Linked DNA regions of Homo sapiens: region 1 is linked to region 2. The links are chromatin loops, found by intact Hi-C in ENCODE. Cell type or tissue: body of pancreas. All regions are shown on one strand. Links, peaks and the distances in the headings refer to the core of each region. The heading gives the core; the rest is flanking DNA. Region 1 has its middle 170 kb from the start of LINC02871. Region 2 has its middle 11 kb from the start of JAG1.

Region 1 (10,617 bases), core at 3,249-7,248, 510 kb before region 2:
AGATTGCTTCCTGAGTGAATGAACTATGAGCCATATAACATAATCACTCCTTGACTGATAAGATCTCAGAGAAATCATAAAATAGGTTTGTATCATAAACAAAAGGTTAAACTAAATGACTTCTGAAATGCTCCCTCAACATAAAAAGGAGATTCTCTTTTCTACCTTAATATTGATTTCCAATAAACTATATTTTCTTTTTACACATTGTAAAAAGAAATGAGAACCTATCACTTCTCTATTTCATTAATATTTCTATTTGATTTTACTTTCTATTTTGTCTTGAATAATTGTCCTATTTAAATTCTTTACATGTAATTCTTCCTCTTAAACTATTTTGTAAATGAGGAATGGCTTTATGTGTACATTTTAAATCTCTCATAACCTCCAACCACTATATTTATTCATTATTAGACCTCTGTAAACGGCTGCATTGTATCTGAGTTGAAAATATTCATAACAAATGATCAAGGCATTGATTTTCCATGTGCTTCACACATATAATTTTATCTAATCTTCATAAAAACTCTATGACATGTAAGTTGTTATAACTTTCATTTTATAAATGAGAAAATTAAGGAATATGGAGCTAATGTATCCAGACCCAAAACAGAAAGTGGTACAAACTGGGGTTTGGTTTCAGGATGTTCGGCTCCAGAATTCTCATTTTTAACCACTTCACTATACTACAGTTTCAAAAGTGGTTGAGGTAATTGCTTAACTAGTATTTTCAAAATAATAATAGTAATAAAACAATGAAAAATGGTAAACAGCAGTTAAAGAGAATCAGGCCTTTTTGGCAATAGAATGGAAACATTCATTCCTTGTAGTCAATACCCTGTTTTGTGCATGTTTGTGTGTGTGTGTCTGTGTTTGTGAGTGTGCATGATGGTGATGTTTTGTCTCTTTTTCTTTAACCATTTTTTCTTGTAAAATCATATTTTCTCATTCTATTATTCTTACTGTGCTGTGAAAATGACTACGCAGGAAGGCCCTATGCCCCTTCCTGACTGCTGCAGCCCCACTTTCTCTCCCTCAATGTCTCCTGAATGACATTTTCTGTGCAGTTCCAGCAGTTCAGCATGCTCTAATCTTGATAACACCTGCATCAAGAATGGAGGGAGTGTGCTGAGCCAGGCCCAAGCAGGCAGGCTTTGGCTATCAATGCTTCCTCTAGAAGCTGGCTTTTTTTTTTTTCTGGCTTATGTATTCTTTTCCATTTCTGGCCTCATTCCTCCTTGCCAGCCAGTCCTCCCTCTATTCACATGTCATGTGGATCCTTTATTGATCCACATGGACAGTTCTTTATTGGACAGTTCTTGTTAGTTGCATGATCATCATCGATGACAATAGTTCTACCAGGCCAGTAAGGTTATAGGATTGCAGTCTTGCCATGCTCCACAAACATCGAAGTGCCATTCTGTTGCATGTACAATAGCCAAAGTTTGCCACGATTCTTTTTGACCACAGATGAATTCCAGGGAGGTCCTTGTTGAGTAGAAAATGAGTGGAGGCTCACTATGGGTAACCTCTCACCCAAAATTGTCAGCAGCAGTGTGCCCCATCACCAGGAGACAGTTCAGAGCCCTGAACTGGGGACACAGTAGCAACTTTAACACCCAAATCCTACATCATCCTTCAGAATTAGAATCTGGCAGATGCCTAAAGGAGTAATGCCCTATAGATTTAGGATGGTTCATGAGAAAGCAGACTAGCTCTTTCTGGATTTGGGACAGAAGGTACAAAGACTCAATGAGGAAGAGAAAAAGTATTGCTTGGATTCCTAAAGCATGCATTATTTTCTACCCCCTTGTATTATTCTTTCTGTCTCTCTCATCTTTGTGAAGAATTAGAGAAGATTATACGGGTCGGTGAGGAGGGCAATATTGTTATTACAATTATTTCTTCTTTTCTTTCTCCTGAAAAACTCAATGTAGCACCAGCTACATAATCTCATAAAACCACAGAATGACAGACTTGGTAGTTTCTTTAAAATGCATCTAATTCAACCCTTCACTTGCCATATGAGAAAAATCAACCCAGAGAAAATAATGACTTTGTCAAGTTTACATGATTTTCTTGTGGCAGCATAGATGTAAAAATCTAGCTCTTTAGACTTCAGGTCCAGCAGGTGCTTGTTAAAGTTCTGATACTAGAAGGATTAAGCATGTAAAGAATTGCAAGCCCTGAAATGCTGCCTCCTTCCCACAGTGACCATGGATGAGTGGCACTTTATTGGGCAAGTTATGGTGATTCTTTATGTCTCCATATCAGTCCTTGAAATAGGTAACCAGGGGAGTGACCTACATACCCTTCATCCCACTCCAATATAGTCTAGAAAAGGATCAAGTCACCTAGTATTTGTTCACATGCCTCCTTCTCAGAGAGGCCTTGCCTAGGGACCCTTTATGAAAAAGAAGCACCCCTTTCCCCACTCAGCACCCTTCCCCTCAACTCTCAATATTTGGCATATGCTGCTTAATTTTTCTCCACAGCACTATGTATTACCCAATGCATTACAGAGTTGTTTATTGTTTGTTTCTTTCTCCCAAATGTCAAAATAACACAAAATGTAGAAGTTGCTTGAGAGGAACTGAGAAAAATTCCCTACTAATGTCAGGGCTGTCTGGTATTAACTTAAGAGTGCCATAGAAAAACAAAATGGGTTCTTATGCAAAGTGAGTGGGAGTGAGGAAAGAAAGAGAATGAAGGTAAAGCCAAATGAAGGACTGAAAAATCATGTAAGATAAAGGCCACTATCAGACTGGCTCACTAGCAAAGATGTAAAAAGATGTAAATGAGTGACCAAAAAAAAAAAAAAAGTAAGACTTGGAACAGTAAGCAGAGGCAACTGCATCTGTTATTTATTGCTGTGATAATAAATAACACACATAACAAACCAGCCCCAAACTCTGGCTCAAAGCAATAAGATTTATTGAGTTTTTGTGTCTGTAGTTTGGTGATTTGGCCTGGGCTCTGCTGGGCCCATTCATATTTCAGAGGTCAGTTAGCCTTTGGCTGATTTAGGACAGCCTTCGCTAAAACCACTGGGATGACATGGCTCTGTCCCTCATGTCTCATCCTACAGAAGGCTATTCAGGGCATAGTGTCATGGCTGCAACTTACAGGGATTGAGTGGGCAAGAGGAAACACACAAGACATCTCGGGGCTTAGACAAAACTGGCACAGTGTAACCTCCACTATAGGCCCAGCTGTGTCACAAGGCCAATCAATAATCAAAGAGTAGAGAAATAGACCCAGACCTCACCTCTTGATGGGAGGGGCTTCAAATAGCACGGATAGAGGAGAGGCAAAGAATTGGGATCATAATTACAATCTATCTTTGGTCTTATGGCATAGAGCAGGAGAATCTCTGACCCTCTCTAGCACCTCTCCCTGAAGGTGAGACTATTCCCCAAGGGAGATGGGTTTTTGGGAAACTATCTACATGTATATATTCAAATATCTTTGTTTCATATATGTATATGACACAAATACACACACATATAACGCCACTTCCTTTAATACTGTCTTACAAACAGCTCGTTTCAATGTACCCTCCAAAGATGTTGAGTGAGGTAGGCTTCAAGCCCAGTAAAATGAGATCATAAGGAAAATGTAACTTGGGTCTATTTTGGCAGCATCACCACGATGACATGAGAGGCTGAAGTGTACATGGGTGAAGAGCACTCCATCATCTCTCTACCTCAGTCTCCAGAACTTGTCTGGTGTCTTAAGTTATTTATTTTCCACTTTAGCTTTCCCTTCCCCAACCTACAACTGCCTATTTATTCGTGTTGAAGACATTGTGACCCTATCGGACCCGAATCTCAGATGTCCTCTCAAACTTGAGACAGCAGGCCCAGTAATTTCCCCCACCCCACTGAAGTGGCTGGCACCAGTGTGCACCTGGTAGGCCTGCATGTCCCTGGGACTACCTTTTAATCAGGCCAAAACCCTAAATAGGCCCCGCCATCCAGCCACCAGCATCCCTCAGTAGCCTTCAGATTGATACAGAGCTGGTCATTATTTAGAAAGGAAAAAAACTCATTTAGGCCTCTCTGTCTCCTCTCTGCATGCTTATTATTGTAGGTGCAAAATAAAATATGAAAAAGGAAAACCAAAGGCTTGCTCATCCTCTATGACTCTACAGGGGAATTCCAATCACAGGCAGAACACCCTGTCCCTTCCTCCCACCTTTTCCACCCAGCAGAGGAGGAGGAACTGGCCTTGGGGAGCGAATCATTTTCCTGTTCCACTATCTGTAAGCACATTTTCCAGATCAGTCCTGACTTTCCAATTTCAGAAATCCTCCACATCCAAATGAGGTCCAGTATTGGACCAGCCTCACAATGGACTTCCTACTTCTCATAGGTAAAATGTTCGTCTGCCTGAAAGGAAGCGATAGAGAGAACATGCACACTGTTGGCCAATAAACAGAGCTGCGCTCATGGCAGCTTGGTTTGGGGGGGGGGCGGGGGTCAGGCAGTTATTTTCCATGGGCTGTTAAACAGGAAACTTCGCTGCAGTTAATGTAGCAGGAGAGTTTGGCTAGTCTCTGAAATAAACTTTTGAGAGCCCTTAAGATAACTGTCGCTCACCTTCCAGACTCATTAATCATCGGCAAACTGAAGCTATCCAGTTAGGAGGAAATGAAGAGAGGGCTGTAGAATTCATGTCAAACAGATCATGCTCTTGAACTGGCACCAAACTCCAGAAACTCCAGTGAGAGGCAAATTGTAAGCCAAGGTGCCAAGTTAAATCCTAGCACTGTGATTGTGTGTGTGTGTGCTCGCACATGTGTGTGAGAGAGAGACAGAGACAGAAAGACAGAGAAATATAGAGTGTGTATACTCTATAGAAGTATAGAGTGTGTGTGTGTGTGTGCATGTGTGTGTGTGAGAGAGAGACAGAGAGGAGGGGAAGAGAGAGGATTGAAGACTAAAGAAATAACATGCCTCTGAGATCAAACACTTAAGACCTCAACTCTCAATTCGCTTTCCTTTACTCCCATCTCCAATGAGAATATATTACCCTGTCTGGGGGAAATAGAGTGAAAAGGTGGGAGAGACACAAAAAGAAATAAAGCTACAGAGTCCTGTGTTCCTGACTTCCTCAGAGAGCAAGGTAGATCTTGAAGGACTTCATTTTTCTCCATTAACTTTTATGAAGCCTGACTTGGCTGTAATGTTGTGTAAATGCCAGCCAGTTTCCAGCCAGGCTTTTCCAAGTGCGTCTAATTGCCCACTTTATCACAGGCACTATCAGGTAAATGGTGTTCCACCTCCGCTGGGCCTGCCTGAGGTTGACACTCAGGACTTGTCAGGCAATGGATCACAGAGCCGGCATGGGGGCCCCTCGCCCTGCATTCCTGCATGGGGGTGACAGTAAATTATGACATCTGCCAGGAAGATCAGAACACGGCTGTGCTACCGGATGCACCTAAGCTACACAACTAGGAAGGCTTTTAGGATGTGACTAGAGATGTGTCTGAAAGCTCTTAAAGGGACAAAGAGCCTCTTTCCCCAGCAACAGTGCAGCAGAGATGATCCCTGAACATTTACTTTTCCCTTTGATGATGCTTAATGACCTATTTTTATGTTTGAGTGAATAATGCTGCCTTGCAGTTGTAAAGGGCTCCAGAGTTTAAGTTGCACTTATATCCATCCTCCCAAGATCCTCAGAACCACCCAGAGGGACAGTCAGCATCATGCCCATTGTCCAGGATGAAAAAAAACAACTGAGATCTCAGCAGGCTGAGTGATTTGGCTTGGGTCAAAAAGAACATGAGAGTGCTGTGGCTAGGCCTCAAACCTAGATCTCAAACCCCAAAACATGTGTTGTTTGCTTTACCAAGATTTTTCGCTCCAAAAGTGTTACTGCTTATTGTAGCTTTGGAAGTATGGATTATATTGTTGTACATGTATAGCTTCTATCTTACGTCTTCACAGGACTGACACTGAAGCTTAATATCAAAACAAAACCAAATGTTTTAAACAAGAACAAGAAAGCACACCAAAAATCAAGAGGCAAAAATGAGATAATCTCATTTCAGTGAATTTTCACACAAAAAAATTGTCAACCTATAAGTTTGTAAAGAGAAAAGGGGGTAGGTTCATAGGTGTAAATACCATAAATGCTGACCTAAAATGGCCAAACAACTCTATTTGGTTATAATACAAATTGCTCATTGGAGGCCTGAGGCTCAACATTCAAGACTGTATGCCTGGCACCTTGACTTGTAAATGAGAGACAGACTTTTGACCAGTCAACTCTACACAAAAAGTGGATGATGCAAAGGCACCAAATTTGAATTCATTCCCTTCATGATGTCTTATTTGTTGATGACCCTGAGCAAGTCATCTAACTTCTCTGGGCGTAATTTTCTCACCTTAAAATGTGGATAAAACTACTTAGCTTGTAGAACTGTAGTAAGGACTAAATGAGGTAGTGGATACTTAAGCACTTTGTAAATTATACAGTAAAATTATTTTCAGTAGAAATCACCTGGTATTTATTGAAACTTGTGCCATGCCCTTGGGGATTAAAAAAGAAAGTGTCAGTAATGATTTTATTCTGCATTCAGCCATCATTTATTGAGCACTTGGTATATGCAAGGTGCTCTAATAACAACACTGGGATCCTCTAAATAGAACACTACATGATCATGGAGAGTAGAAGTTAAGTTGGTCAAGGTCAAAGCTACTCCAGATGTATGGATAGGTCTGTATTTCTTTCTTCCAAAATTTATTGAATAGCCACCTGCTATAATAAATTTATAAAACAATGTCTGATATATGGTGTGTGTATGTACATGCACACAGATACAAATAGATTATATTACATTGTGATATATGTCATGACAAAATAATTTTATGAGCCTATTTAAATGATAAAATTTTCTGAAAAAGAAGTTCCAGAAATTTTAATAGAGGCTTTTTGTTCTACAACTGAAACTATTTATACATAAATGCCAAATATTTCCTAATAATGGTTCAACATATAATGGCTCAGATAATGTTTTTCCTCACTGTAGATTTTGGCAATATTGGAGAGAAGTAAATAAATGGATACACTTAACTTAAGTGACCAGGGAATGGAAAAGCTGACAAGTCATAGTAAGCTTGTATGACTGGTAGAATGAGGTTGGTTCACCACAACTAGAAGCCATAAGAATCCTAGCAGAAAAATATGAATGGATGTGGCATCTTCTAGCCTTTCTTGAGTCACAGTCACTATTTCAAAACACTAGTAAAAAACCACCTCAAATACCTAGTGAAGATTTTGAAATACAGTGTGTGTGTGTGTGTGTGTGTGTTTTAAAGATTAAGTGGTTTCCTTGCCATTCACTCTCAAGTTGCAATCCTGAGGTACTTAACCACCACCCCATCTCCCTTCTATTGGCTAAACCTTCCCAAAAAGAATTATTATTATTAATTATAAAATATGTAGAAAATATATAGTCAACGCTGACAACTGGTGTAGCTCAAGTAGGAGTGTGAATATAATTAATATGCAGTATGTTTTATACTCTACTGTAAACAATTGTTTGAAGTTCTACTAAAAAATTACTTGTCTGGTTCTCAGTTAAGATACATTGAGGACATTATTTTCATGCTAAAGCACAGGCTCCTGTGAATCTTGTCACTTAGGAGGCTGGTATTTCACTGAAAACATTCTACCCCAATCTCCACAACTGCCCATGTCCTTCATTGCAGTTAACACACCACGAGAAACACAATGAATGGTATGACCAGAATGGAGGCTTTAGTTTTTCAAGTGGTTTGAAAAACATTGTCCTTTGATTCTTTTATGAGGGTTCCATAATTTCTTGGGGTTTTCCAACTGCTTTTTGATCACTGTCCCTGCCAGCTGCTCTTCTCAGACAGAAACTGGGATACTTGACAGTGGGACAGTGGTTGTGGTAAATTAATAAGGGGAAAAAAAATAAACAGAAGGCCCTTTTCCCATGTTTTCTTTCTTTCTTTTTTTTTTTTTTAACTTTGCAGATCTGTTCACTCTAGAGTTAATTTGGAGCTTGCAGTGCAGGGACCCTGTCTGGCTTTGGTCATTTATCATTCTCTTCTGATGTTGTTCCTTCCTTAGAGAGTCCACAAGTGAGACTCACAGCAGGCAAGTGAATGGATGGTCCTCTCTCCAGGTTCCCACATTTTTCCAGGACATCAGGCTTGCTGGACGCAAAGACAAAGCAAAACTTTCTAGGATTTGTACAGTCCAATCCCTTAGGTTTAATATCATCTAAATTAATAATAGGCAAAGTCTTTCTATAAATAGCTGTATAGTAAATATTTTTGACTTTGCAGGGCATATGGTCTCTATCACAGTTACTCTACTCTGCCTTTGTAGTATAAAAGTAGCCATAGATAATATATCAACAAATATATTGGCTGTGTTCCAATAAAGCTTCATTTATGGACACTAAAATTTAAGTTTCATATAATTTTCATATATCATAATTTTTTTGTTTTAATTTTTTTCCAACCATTTAAACATGGAAAGCATTCACACAGCCATAAGGCAACAAACAGTGATTAGATTTGGCCCACATGCAAGGGTTTGCTAACCCCTGGTCTAAATGCTCAGTTCTTCAAATTTATGTCTTTAGCCAATACCTAACATTTGGACCTCACAATTGATTCCTGATATCTCTATTTGTCCCTCAAAAACCTTCAGTGTCCAACATTCTCTTCTCTCACTGCTTTTTTTTGTCCACATCTTCCCCATCTGAGAAAAATACTTCCACGTCTTTCACAGTCGATGTAGTTAGAAAACTGCTAACTATGCTTGAGGGCTCTTTTCTTATACTCCACATCTAGTTTACCAGTGAATTCTATGGATTCTCTTCCCAAAACAAACCTGAAATCTATTTATTTCTCTCCATCCAAGTAATAGATGAGAGTAGCTAATCCTGTAATAAATGCCCAGTTGCAATTTCCCCTTTTCTGTCGTGTGTGTGTGTGTGTGTGTGTGTGTGTGTGTGTGTGTGTGTGTGTGAAGGAGTTTTGTTCTTGTCACCCAGGCTGGAGTGCAATGGCACCATCTTGGCTCACTGCAACCTCTGCCTCCCAGGTTCATTTCTCCTGCCTCAGCCTCCTGAGTAGCTGGGATTACAGGCTCCTGCCACCACACCGGGCTAGTTTTTTTATTTTTAGTAGAGATGGAGTTTTGCCATGTTGGTCAGGCTGATCTCCAACTCCCGACCTCGGGTGATCTGCCCACCTTGGCCTCCCAAAGTGCTAGGATTACAGGAGTGGACCACCATGTCTGGCCCTTTTCTGTCTTTTCTATTAGCTAAATTGTTGCAAAATAAGTTACTGTCATTGTTTCCAAGATGAAACTGTGCTATCAATACAGACAAAATATGTAAATAAAATAGAAGTCTCCACTCTGGCCTTCTCGGTGCATTTTGCCATGCAGCATCTGAAGTGAACATGCTAAAGCTTTGGTCATGTAATCGCTCTGATGGCTTCCCTTTCTCCCTGACCCCCAAAATAATCCAAACTCCTAGTTACGTCCTACAAGAATCCACCTGAGATGAACTCCACTTTCATATCCATCTCCCCACCACCCAAGACTGCTCCCACCCTTACTCACTGTACTTCAACCCAATGCTGGCCTCCTTTTGTCCCTGCTGGAGAAGTCACTCTTTCCTGGGTCAGTGCCTTCTGCTCTCTCTTTTCTCTGACTGGGAGGTCTTTCCCCGGTTCCTGGCATGGCTGATTCATTCTTATCCTTTAAAATTCAACCCAACTGTTACTTTTCTTACTCACTCTATCCAAAAGAGTCATCTTTGTCTTCACCCTGATAAATTTCTTTAGGGGATATGCCCCAGTATTTAATAGTTTTGATTGTCCCTTTTTAAAGCCAGTTCATTATCTGTCTTCCACGTAGAATGTAAGTGATGTTGAGTGTAGATAATTGTCTGTTGGATCCACTGTATCCGAAGGCCCAGTCTAGCACTGACTAGCTATCTAGTAAGTATTGAACAAATGGCTAATAAATGAATCTATTGATTAAAAGTTTTAGATCAATGTTGTGGATAGTTTTTTGAATTTATGCAAAGTTTCTATGGAAATATAAATTATACTCAGAGAAATGCATCAATCACGGCACTCTTTAGTTTTACAGCTTTGATGCATTTTTCAATTTTCTACAAGAAAAAAGTGAATTACTTTTGTTATTAGAAATAACAGAAATGCAAACATTAATAAAAGGAAACTAAAGAAAACTCCATCCTACTAAAATTTTTGTCTAATTTTCTAAATTACATCCTTGAAATCTGCATGATTACAGTGGAATATGGAAATGTTCCATGTCTAAGATAAATAGGGAAAAGGTGATACACCATCAGAATGTTGGCATTGAAAAAAACTGTTAAAGACTAATTTATCCTTCAAATGGAGCTCTGGAGGAGTTGGTGGGGGTTGGCTGAATAATTAAAACATCATTTAATTTGAAAGATTATGAAGTGACAGAGGTGATAAAATGTGCATGGATGGGGGCTGTGGCATGGGTTGAAATCCTTACCGTGTCTTTGTGGCTTGTAGAATGTCACCTCCGAGTCACAACTTCCTTCTCTGTAAAATAGAGCTCCAA
Region 2 (10,617 bases), core at 4,433-8,432:
AAAAGGCAGTTCTAGCATACGTGTAAGTGCTATTTGTGAGGTAGGGCAAGCCGAATTGAGGATTTCATCCTGGCAGATCAGGAAGAAACAAAGGAGCCCTTGTGGAAAGTTTTGGTTTTGAGACTCAAACTTCAAAGGAAGCTCAGCAGAATGAACAAATTGTCAAAAAGATGATTGTTAGGAGGAGGATGTCTTCTTTCTCAAAAATTCCCCAGGTGCAAAAAAAAAAAAGCCATTGGCATACAGACTTTAAATAATTTACAAAATTTTATAATACATCTCACCCTCATCTTACCCCTTCATGTCTCTTAAGCTTAGATGGAACACAATACGCAATGGTGGCCCTCCTTAGAAGAACGTGGGCATCATAGACTCTGTTTTCCATAAAATCTCTTCCAAAAAGACCAATATTTGAGTCCTGTTTAAAAACATCTGCTGAGAATCCCCCATCTGAAGCCAGAATCCCAACTAACAGCCCCTGGATAATTTACTAAAGTTAATCCCCTCCCCTAGGAGATAAGCAAACGCACACACTCAAGAATCCTGAGGGCAGCAGGGGCTGGGATTGCAGGGTGGTCAGATCAGGGCTACTCAAAGTGTGGATCTCAGGCTAGCAGCCATAGCATCAACTGGGAGCTTGCTAAAAGGCAAATGCTCCAGCCCCACCCCAGACTTTCTGAATCAAACTCTTGGTAGGGGGAGGGATGAAAATCTGTTTAACAACTTCTGGAGGTGATTCTTAATGGAGACTTCACTGTGACAAGCATTAAGCTAGAGGGATCATAAGGAACTATCTAGTAGCTCTCTGAGAGGTCAGCCCCAGAAGGACTTTGAAAACAGCAGGAAGGACATTGAGAGAGGGCAGTTAGAAGAGAGTGGGTGCCTAGGACCTTGGAATGGAAAGGGAGATTGGCAATCATCACCCGTGCCTTGGTCTGAGGCCATAAAACCAACAAGTATACATTACCTTTGATCTTGGGAGGAACATCAGACCCTTCCTGCCACCCTTCTCATTTTTCCTGCCATGCAAAGGAAGGGCAGCCTATATTTTGGAGAAGTTTAATAAATATTGCCTGCCAGGGAATTGAGATTTTCATGGGGGTTCAAGGGCCACGAAACCTAAAGAAGGGTCTCAAATGAGAGCGGGTTCTTCACTAATCTAAGACCATCTCGATTTCACCCTCAGCAGCCCCTTCAACTCTATGGCTTATGACCTACTAGCAACCTCTCAAACATACACCAGTGCTCTCTTTCTCCTCACTCATCTCCGTCCTCTTTCCCAGGTGCATCCACTCAAGCCCAGGACTCAGCTCTCTGTCACTGAGTGTGGCCTGGCTGCCCACCCACACTATTCTCTCATGCAGAGCCAAGCTTCATCTAAGACTTAGTGTTACAGCTACTCAAGAGGTGTTCACTTCAACTCATCAAGTTTTTAACTGAGCAACTATTATATATAACCTGCTGCTTCACTCCCTGGTTAAGTTCTACCTCCCTTCCTCTGAAAATGCCATGCAAGCACAAACTTTGTCACAGATAAATGAAGCCTTTGAGAGATCAAATGTTCCAACCATAATGTAACGGCTCCTTTGGCCTTAGTTTGTGAAGTATTTTTATGATTTTTAGTTCCTACTCTGTTCATTCAGAACAAACTTCACTCACTTCTCATTTCCCTATACCCCTTGGTTGAGGCTGACCATAGGTCTCCATTCTACACCAAAACAATGATGACTATGCTGAAGATAATGGCAGTGGCAACTCAGACATGTGGTGAGCTCACCATGTGCCAGGCATTGAACTAAGCATTCTACATACATTATTTAAGTTTCCCAGCCACCTTATAAGAAAGGCACTATTATTATTTCCACTCTATGGATGAGGAAACTGAGGCTTAGTTACTTAACTGAGGCAATTTAAGTAACTTGCCCAAGATTCCAGAGCTCAGCAGTAGCAGAGCTGGAACTTTAACCCAAGTCTATCTGACTTTTATTCTTTATGCTTTCTTACCTCCATATTTATGAGGAAATAATGTGAAAGTGATTTTAACCTGTAAAGCACTATCTACAAGAAACGCATTTTTCTAAGGACTCTCCTGCTCTTTCTGGTCCCTCCATTACTCAACCGTATTTCCTACTTGACAAGCGTCAGTGTGGCATTTTCTCAGTTTCTCTCTCACACAACTCCAGATCCCAGTCTTATGTGTCCTACAGCTTCCTCTCACCTAACTTTCCTGGACCATTTCACCGTGAGACACACATTGGATGGGCCCTCTGCGAAAGAGAAGGCTCTGGTAAAGTCATTAATTCAGTCACATGCTTAGTGCATGGTTTGTTTAGCTAGAACGGCAGGCTTTAACCTTAGCTACACATTGGAAGATTTAAACAGTCTCAGTGCCCGGGCTGTAACCTAGACCAATTAAATCAGGATCTCTGGGGGGTGGGGCCCAGGCATCAATAATTTTTAAAGTTCCCTAGGTGATTCCAATGTACAGCTAAGGTTGTGCATGTTGACTACGGGTTTAATATCCCTGCTACTGCTCTGATATTTTTTCATGTACTCTGTGATTACAAAGCCCTTTGGGATAGACTTTACATTTGTGTTTCTCCAGTATGCCTCATGGACCAGCCTATGTTTAGGAGAAGTTTAATAAATATTGCCTGCCAGGGAATTGAGATTTTCATGGGGGTTCTTAAAATAATTTTTTGTATAAGGAAGTCGCCCTTAATTAGCCATCTGGGATCATTTATTCTCCAAATACTGTTTGGGTCCCGAAACAAGCCAGAAGAAATTTATTCTCTGAATATGGATGAAATTGCCCATGCTCTTTTGCTTTCTCTGTAACTGGTGGAGCTATGAAACTCTTACGGGGAGTCTTCTCCCAGCCTAAAAACACCTGAGAAGGTCAGAGAGCATGTTTCCAGTGATGCATATCAATGAGCTCTGCAATAAAAGAGAGTAGACTGAACACTCATTCTGGATATAGCTTTACAGTATCTTATGTCCAAATTTCTTAAAATGAAAGAACTTAGCTATAAGATCTCATACTTCTTGGTGGCAAGAGAGAGAACTAAAATATGTGGCCATGATTGGCAACAGGGTAAAATGGTTGTAGAGTTTTCTTTTGCCATGTGTAGGATAAAATGTAAACAATCTGGTAGATGTTTAAGCTGAGTGATACATAGGTAAAAATCCACTCCAAACCCCTTGAACCATCTCTACTTTACCTCTGCTCTTTTGCTCCGTTTTCTGAAGTGAATGCACCTTCAAAGAAAACCCAATTGTGACTTTACCTTGAAGATTTTATTCTGACCACTTTCAAACAGGGGTTATGAGTGGAAGCTTCTAGATTAGGGAAGAGTCAGTTTCCTAAATAGAATGTCAAATCATGTGACACCTTTCATCTGCTTTCCAACACATGAATTAAGCCCAGGTTTACCTCAGCCGACCACACCTCAGCGAGAGAGAGCGAAGAGGATTTTCAACAGGATTAAATGATATGAATAGCTTTCAGGTTTCCACTGGGGGCAGAGCTGGGGGCGGGGTGCTGCCGCAGCAGCTGCTCAGAAAAGAGAATAAAGGATTTTCTGGAGCTTTGCGACTCCATGTATCTGCTGAGGATTGATCTGAGCGCCTTTCTTATCCTCCTTTTGGTGGGAGAGGAGGGGCTTCTTTTCAAAGTCACATTATCTGACAACAAAGCCTAAACCAGGAGGGTGGTGTTTTGGGGCTTGCACACTTGCTGGGGAGAGAGGTGGGCTCAAAGGCTTCTTCAAGGAGGAGGCGCAAGGGCCCTAACAGATGGGCCTGAAGGCTGGGAAGGACTGGGGGAGGTAGGCCCAGGCTCGCTGGCTTTCCCAAAACCTCTGACCTCAGTCTTCTCCCAGGTGGCTCCTGCTCTGACAGCGACCTCACTGAAATCCCTGCAGTGAAGGGTGTCCACCCATGTGTGTCTGGGTACTGGGAGGAGCGTGTGGGTCGTGCGTCTCAGAAAGACCATTCATGCGTTGCTGGGGAGAGTGCAAAATGCTGCAGCCACTCTGGAAAACAGTTTAGCAAGTTTCAAGTTTCCCAAAAAGTGAAATGTACACTTCCCATATGACACAGCAATCCCAATCCTGGATATTTACCTAAGAAAAATTAAAAGGTGTGTTTACACAAAAACCTGTACTCAAATGTATAGCAGCTCTATTCATAGCCAATGAGATATGAAACAACCCAAAGATCTCTCAACTGGGGATGGATAAACAAACATCCCTGTATGGACTATCACTCAGCAATAAAAAAGGATCCAACCTGGAAGACACACTACAACGTGAATGAATCACAAATACACAATGCTAAGTGAAAGAAGTCACACTCGAAAGGCTGCATACTGTTTGGTGCCATCCATGGAACATTCCAGAAAAGGCAAAACTATACGCACAGGAGGAGGGAATGAGGACCAAAGGGCAACATGATCGGACTGGGGGAGTGATGGAGATGTTCCGTGTCTTGATCATGGGGGTGATTACATGACTGCATGTGTTTGTCAAAATTCATAAAGCCATATACCAAAAAGAGTGAATTTTATCATATGCAAATATGGAAAATAAAACAGCAACAGGTATGCCATGAAAGGTATGAAGAGGGATTTTAAAGTTCCTGGCCCTCCTAGCTGCTTTCACTATAATTCCACACTCCCTTTTCCAGTAGATGGTAACTGAGAGGGCAGAATGGATTGTTCTAGATTCCCATCACATGCTGCTGCAGTTGGTGAACAGGTGACCATATTCCCTAGTTGGTTCCCAGGCAGTCCCAATTCCTTTTTCCTTAGCTCATCCTCCTTTTTCTCAAGAAGAATATATGGCCTTGGCATTCTTTCTTGGGCTTATTCATTTAATATAAATTTCCCTTTGGTTCCCTCTTCTAATTCTTCACTGAGAAAAATGAAAGGCAAAGTGTACATATTATAACATGACTGAAGGGCCATTCAGGACCTCCACTTCCTGCTAAGGGACATCCCAGGCTCTGCACCCAAGCAAATGGGGTTGAGAGCACTGCTTTTCTAAGCATCACCATCACCTAGGAACTTGTGAAAAATGCAAAATCTCAGGCCTGTCCTAGAGCTGTAGAATAGGAATCTGCATTTTTAACAAAATGTCCAGGAGACTCATATGCACATTAAAGTCCAAGAAGTCCTGTTTTAGATTTAAGTGTTCATCTTAGCGACCTGATAATTTATATTCCCGCTAGATGTTGTGGAAAGAACAGGGCCTTTGGTCTCAGTTGACCCTGACTCTTACTCCACTGATTACTAGCTGTGTGTCCTCCATCTAGACCATACTAAGTGAAAAAGTGATGCTAGTTATAGAAGTGCATCACCTTTCTGACCCTCAGTTTTTCTCATCTATAAAATGGAGATATTAATATCAACTTTATAGTGTTGCTGTGGGGGTTAAATTATAAAATGTAATAAAACAACACTGTACCTGGCCCATAACCTAGGTTTATATATCTGTTGCCTCATCCCAGCCAATTAACTTACCCAGTCAATTCAATATTCATCCCATCAATTTACCCAGCCAATTCAATACTTATTGCCAGAACATTGAAGTCAAATCCAGTATCAGTTGAGACATTTGAAGGAATTAAATGGACTGGGGTAAATGGTTAGAGGAAGAGTAAGATGACCTTGATAACTGTACTATTCTGGAGGTATACCAGGTCAGTGACTCTCAAAGTTTGTTCCTTGGAATACCATCACCTGGCAACTTGTCAGAAATGTAAACTCTAGAGTCCCACCTCAGACTTACTAAATGGAAACTCCATGATAGAGCCTAGCAATTTACAGTTGAACAAGGCCTCCAGGTGATTCTGATACATGCTAGTGGGACACTGTCAACAACACCAAAAACCTACGTTATCAGCCTTTGTTAGAGACCTGGTATAAACAAGCAATATTTAGAGAAATATTGGAAAGCTAAGCTGTTCCTCCATCTTCTACAAGTAAGGTTAAAGAAAGTATGGTTAAAGTAAAAAGTCAGGTATTTTTTTTAACTCAGTATTAAAACACATTGGTGTGTGAAAACATGTCTGGTTTGGTTGTAATGGGCATTGCCAGCAATTTGCCGCTAATTCATCCAACAAATTCATTCAGCAGTTAGTAATAATGCTCCTGTTATGTGTCAGGCATTGGTCCAGGCTCTACTAACAGAATAAAACCTTCTTAAGTGATGCAACCATCACTAGTAATTGGTTGGTTAATCAAAAATGTTGGTTAAAGATGGAATCATAAAACATGAGACACAAACGTTTTACTTTAATATCAAATGTATAAATGAATATGTATTTGCCTATCTTTTGATATAAGACAAAAACTTTTTAAGTTGTTAGTATTGCAGCTTATCACATCTATAACAAGCTAATTTATTATTGTTAGTCAAATAGGAAAGCTAAAAGACATTTGGAAAACAATTTAAACGCAGAATTCTTCTAGATTATTCAGAATAGTTAAATATTATTTTAAAATTGTCTTGGTGACATTCATTGAATAAAAATTCATTTTTAGCTACTCACATTTATTTTCATCAAGTTACATTTAACTTGGGTTGCATAGAAGCACTATCTTTTTTAAGAACTCATATTCATCAGTTTATGTAATATTGAGTTGAATGATATAATAAGTACAATTGGCATATACAGATTCGGGAACCCTCCCAATTGACTACTGGGAAGTATAACAGCTGATTCCCTCTTTGAAACAGACTGCATAGGAACATGAGAACTCAGTCTATTTACTGCAAGCGTTCTCCACACTGTGGGGAACAGTCAGTATTTATTAAAGAAGGAATGCTGAACATTGGTTAATCCAATGATTAGGTTAAGTAGAAGTTGGTTATAAGAGTCTTTATCAGGATTGTTTCAGGGGAGCCTACTAATAACTTATTTTTTAAGATAAGTTGGAGCAGACTCAAGATTATTCCTGCAATAAGGCCACTTTAACTCACATTTCAGCTTGCTTTCTCAAGTGGAGGTTATTGAGTTAAGGTTGGCCAGTCTCTGCTACGTTTGGCTCACAGAAGTTTACTAGTAGTGATTATCATTCATTGAATACTTGCAAGCTGACATTTGTGGTTCTGTTTTCTTTAAAATTTTCACCCATGAAGGCTGTAGTAGTTATCTAATGCCACAATAGTGCTTCATAACAAACCAGCTCCAAACTTGAATTAAAGGAGTCAGTTGTTATTTCTCACAAGTCTATGAGTTGACTGGAAAGTTCTGCTGATCTGGGCCGGTAAGCTGATCTTAGCTGGGCTTGCTCATGTGTCTGCAGTCAGCTGGTAGGTCAGATGGAGGCTGACTGGTCAAAGATGATCTCATCTGGGACTACTTACTTCTCTTCCCCATAACCTTTCATCCTCTGGCTCGTTAGTCCAGCTTGCTCCATGGCAATGATAGAGTCTTCAATCCACCCCCACTTCACCTCCAGACTGCTTCCTCTGAGCTGTGCTTTGTTGCCATGCCCTCAGTTCAGGGTGCACCGTTCTAAGAAGCAGTTGCATTTCCTCTGCATTCCATAATGTAAGACGCAAGGTCACCCAAAATATTTATAATTATATGCTCACACATATGTGTATATCTTTCATAACAAAATGCCAGAAAAAGCTTTGCTTCATCTGAAGGACTAGCTTGTTGATTCTGCATGGAGACTGTTAATCTTGTAGCTGACTGTGTTTCCTTGGTTACTTTGGCTGTCAAGGAGCTCAGCATCCAATTCTCAACTGAAGTAGCCATCCTTGACCTGCCTGTCACTGATCTTGATCTTCTATCTTCAGCTCCATTTTCCTTGGTCCTGATATTTATTCATTTATATTTTTCTATTGGCTTATATATTTTACCTGAAATTTGCTGAAAATTATTAAAAAACTATCTGGTCTATATATACTTAAATAAATAACTGTAATTTCCATTACGACGCTGAGCTCATAATGGGACAATCAAAGATGGATTTGATTAGCCAATACTTTTACCCAATGATAGAGTATTGCAATCATTTAGTGGAAAGATCATTTGATAACTTCTACTAACTCTGGAATATTTCTGTTGTTGTGGGTTAGATTAAGGCCTCTTAGACCTTAATGTGCACACAAATCACCTGAGGATCTTGTGAAATTGTAGATACTGAGTCAAAAGGTGTGGGACAGGGGTCCGATATCCTGAATTTCTATCAAGCTCCCAGGTGATGCCAATGCTGCTGGTCCTCAGAGTGCATTCATAATAGCAAAGGTATAATAATAAGACCGAGGCTATGATGACCAGTGCTGTGACATTTAGAATTGACTCACTTGTTGCAGGCAATATGTGTGCGATAGATCCTAGAAGAGTGAGTTCAAAAAGCAGATAAATCTGTGCAAAATGGTCACTTCTGTACTCCAGGTTGTGATCATCCTCAATCAGTGGTATCAACTTCACATTTTGTTTAAAAGCTGGCTCCTAGATGCTTTTTATGTTTATAGACCTGAGTTTCCACCCTATCCATTTATTTTGCTGTGGCCTCATAAAGAGTAGATTCCTAGGAAATCACTCAGTTCAACCTCCCATCCAGGACAGGGAACCTCCCTCTCTCCTGCCACTGACAATGGTCCACAGCAGCCTGTCAGCCTGTTTGATATCCATAGATGGCAGGGACTTACTATCTCCAAGGGAGCCTCTTCCATTAAGGAATGGCTCTTATGAAAACAAAGTTTGTTGCTGAGTCAAAATCAATTTCCTTGTAACCTCACCCATTAAGCCTATTCTGTCATCTGCAGCATTTCAAGTCCGCTCTCAAGTCAGCCTTCCCCACACTGCAGAGAGCTGCTATGCTTCCTTTCTCCTCTTCTCTGGTTACACCCTCTCAATCCTTCATTTGCTCTGCTTAAAGGTCTATATTTTTAGACATTTTATCACTCTTTTCTGGGAGTGGCACAGTTGGTCAATATTCTCTTAAAAAACGGTGCCTAGGCCGGGCGCAGTGGCTCATGCCTGTAATCCCAGCACTTTGGAAGGCCGAGGCAGGCGAATCACAAGGCCAGGAGTTCGAGACCAGCCTGGCCAATATGGTGAAACCCTGTTTCTACTGAAAATACAAAAATTAGCCGGACGTGGTGACATGTGCCTGTAATCCCAGCCACTTGGGAGGCTGAGGCAGGAGAATTGCTGAACCCAGAGAGGCAGAGGTTGCAGTGAGCTGAAATCGTGCCACTGCACTCCAGCCTGGGTGACAGAATGAGACTCCATCTCAAAAAAAAAAAAAAAAATGGTGCCTAGTAGATACCCCCCAAAATTGAAAGCAGGGTCTTGAATAGATACTTATACACCCATACCCATGGTCAGAACAGCATTATTCACAATAGCCAAAAGGTAGAAGCAACTCTGGTGTCCATCAATGGTTGAATGAATAAGCAAAATGTGGTCTAAAAATACACTGGAATGTTATTCAGCCTCGACAAGGAATTCTGACATATGCTACAACATGGATGAACCTTGATGACATTGTGCTAAGTGAAATAAGCCAGGCATAAATGGACAAATACCATATGATTCCACTTAAGAGGTACCTAGGGTAGTCAAATTCATAGAGAAAGAAAGTAGAATGGCGATTGCCAGGGCCTGGGGGTGGGTGAGGAAGGTAAATGGGTGTTGTTATTTAATAGGTATAGAGTTTCAGTTTTGCAAGATGAAAACGTTCTGTAAATTGTTGCACAACAATGTGAATTTACTGAATACAACAGAATTAAAAATTGGTTCACATGGTGATTTTTATGTATATTTTACCACAATTCCAAAAAATCTCCAGCCCAGAGCTGGATAGACCCCTCTAGATGTGTTAAGGCCAATGCGGAATATGCTGGGGCTATGATTTTTCCTTGACTGCCAACGCCTACATTCCTCAGACTGTGAGCCCTGCCCTTCCTAGTATCTGCATTACACTACCTGTGTGGTCTGTTGAAACCCACCCCCGCGACCCCAACTTCTCTTCACATGAATTTCTGCCAAACTATCCTGAAATAGAATAATTGACTTCTCTAGTTTTTATCTGGCTTTTAAGAAATATTATCACTTCAGTGGAGGAAATAACCATCTTTTGGAAATTAAACTTTCTTCTTTATAGTCTTTCTAAGTTTTCTATGTCTTAGCCTTATTTCCAAAAGCAAAAAGAACTTCTGATATTGCTCTGAAATGATTTCTGAATGATGCTTATGAAAATCTATGTATCAGTAAACCTATGTTATGACTAATATCTAAGGATCTAGAAGTGTATAGTTGTTACTTGTACCAATATTTCTGTGCTGAAGCTAGTATTTCTTTATTTAGTCATCCTTAAGTGCTGTTAGCATAAAGCAATAATAAAAACAACTATTTATCTTCCCAATGGGAAATCAAACCTAAGCATTGCAATGATCCACTTTTGATGTTCTTAATAACTTCTAATTTAGAGGAAGCCATCAGTACAGAAACCACTGGCTTGAGAACAAAAGTGTCAAACACAGACACAGTCTTGTAATTTATTTGGGACCATTAACCTGAACATGAAATATGTAATTCAAAGCTCTGTTATTTTCATGCCATTGGCAGGTGCAATCACCTTTCTTTGACTCT

What was found. Hi-C counts contacts between places; a loop is a spot of excess contacts. Peaks named below come from ENCODE experiments on the same cell type or tissue, not always from the same donor. Only the 100,000 strongest peaks of a DNase experiment are listed, where the experiment ranks them.
Region 1: it touches region 2 in a loop (2.2-fold over the local background); 53 of 110 quality-filtered maps call a loop at or near these places.

What each region holds. Positions count from the first base shown.
Region 1 is chr20:11,190,029-11,200,645 of GRCh38, reverse strand. No RefSeq gene overlaps it. Among named protein-coding and RNA genes, the nearest start is that of LINC02871, 170 kb to the right of the region's middle. In body of pancreas, for the core only: no CTCF peak of the experiment used is centred there; no DNase peak of the experiment used is centred there; H3K27ac peaks cover 1,395 bases.
Region 2 is chr20:10,679,865-10,690,481 of GRCh38, reverse strand. No RefSeq gene overlaps it. Among named protein-coding and RNA genes, the nearest start is that of JAG1, 11 kb to the right of the region's middle. In body of pancreas, for the core only: a CTCF peak has its summit at 6,726; no DNase peak of the experiment used is centred there; H3K27ac peaks cover 320 bases.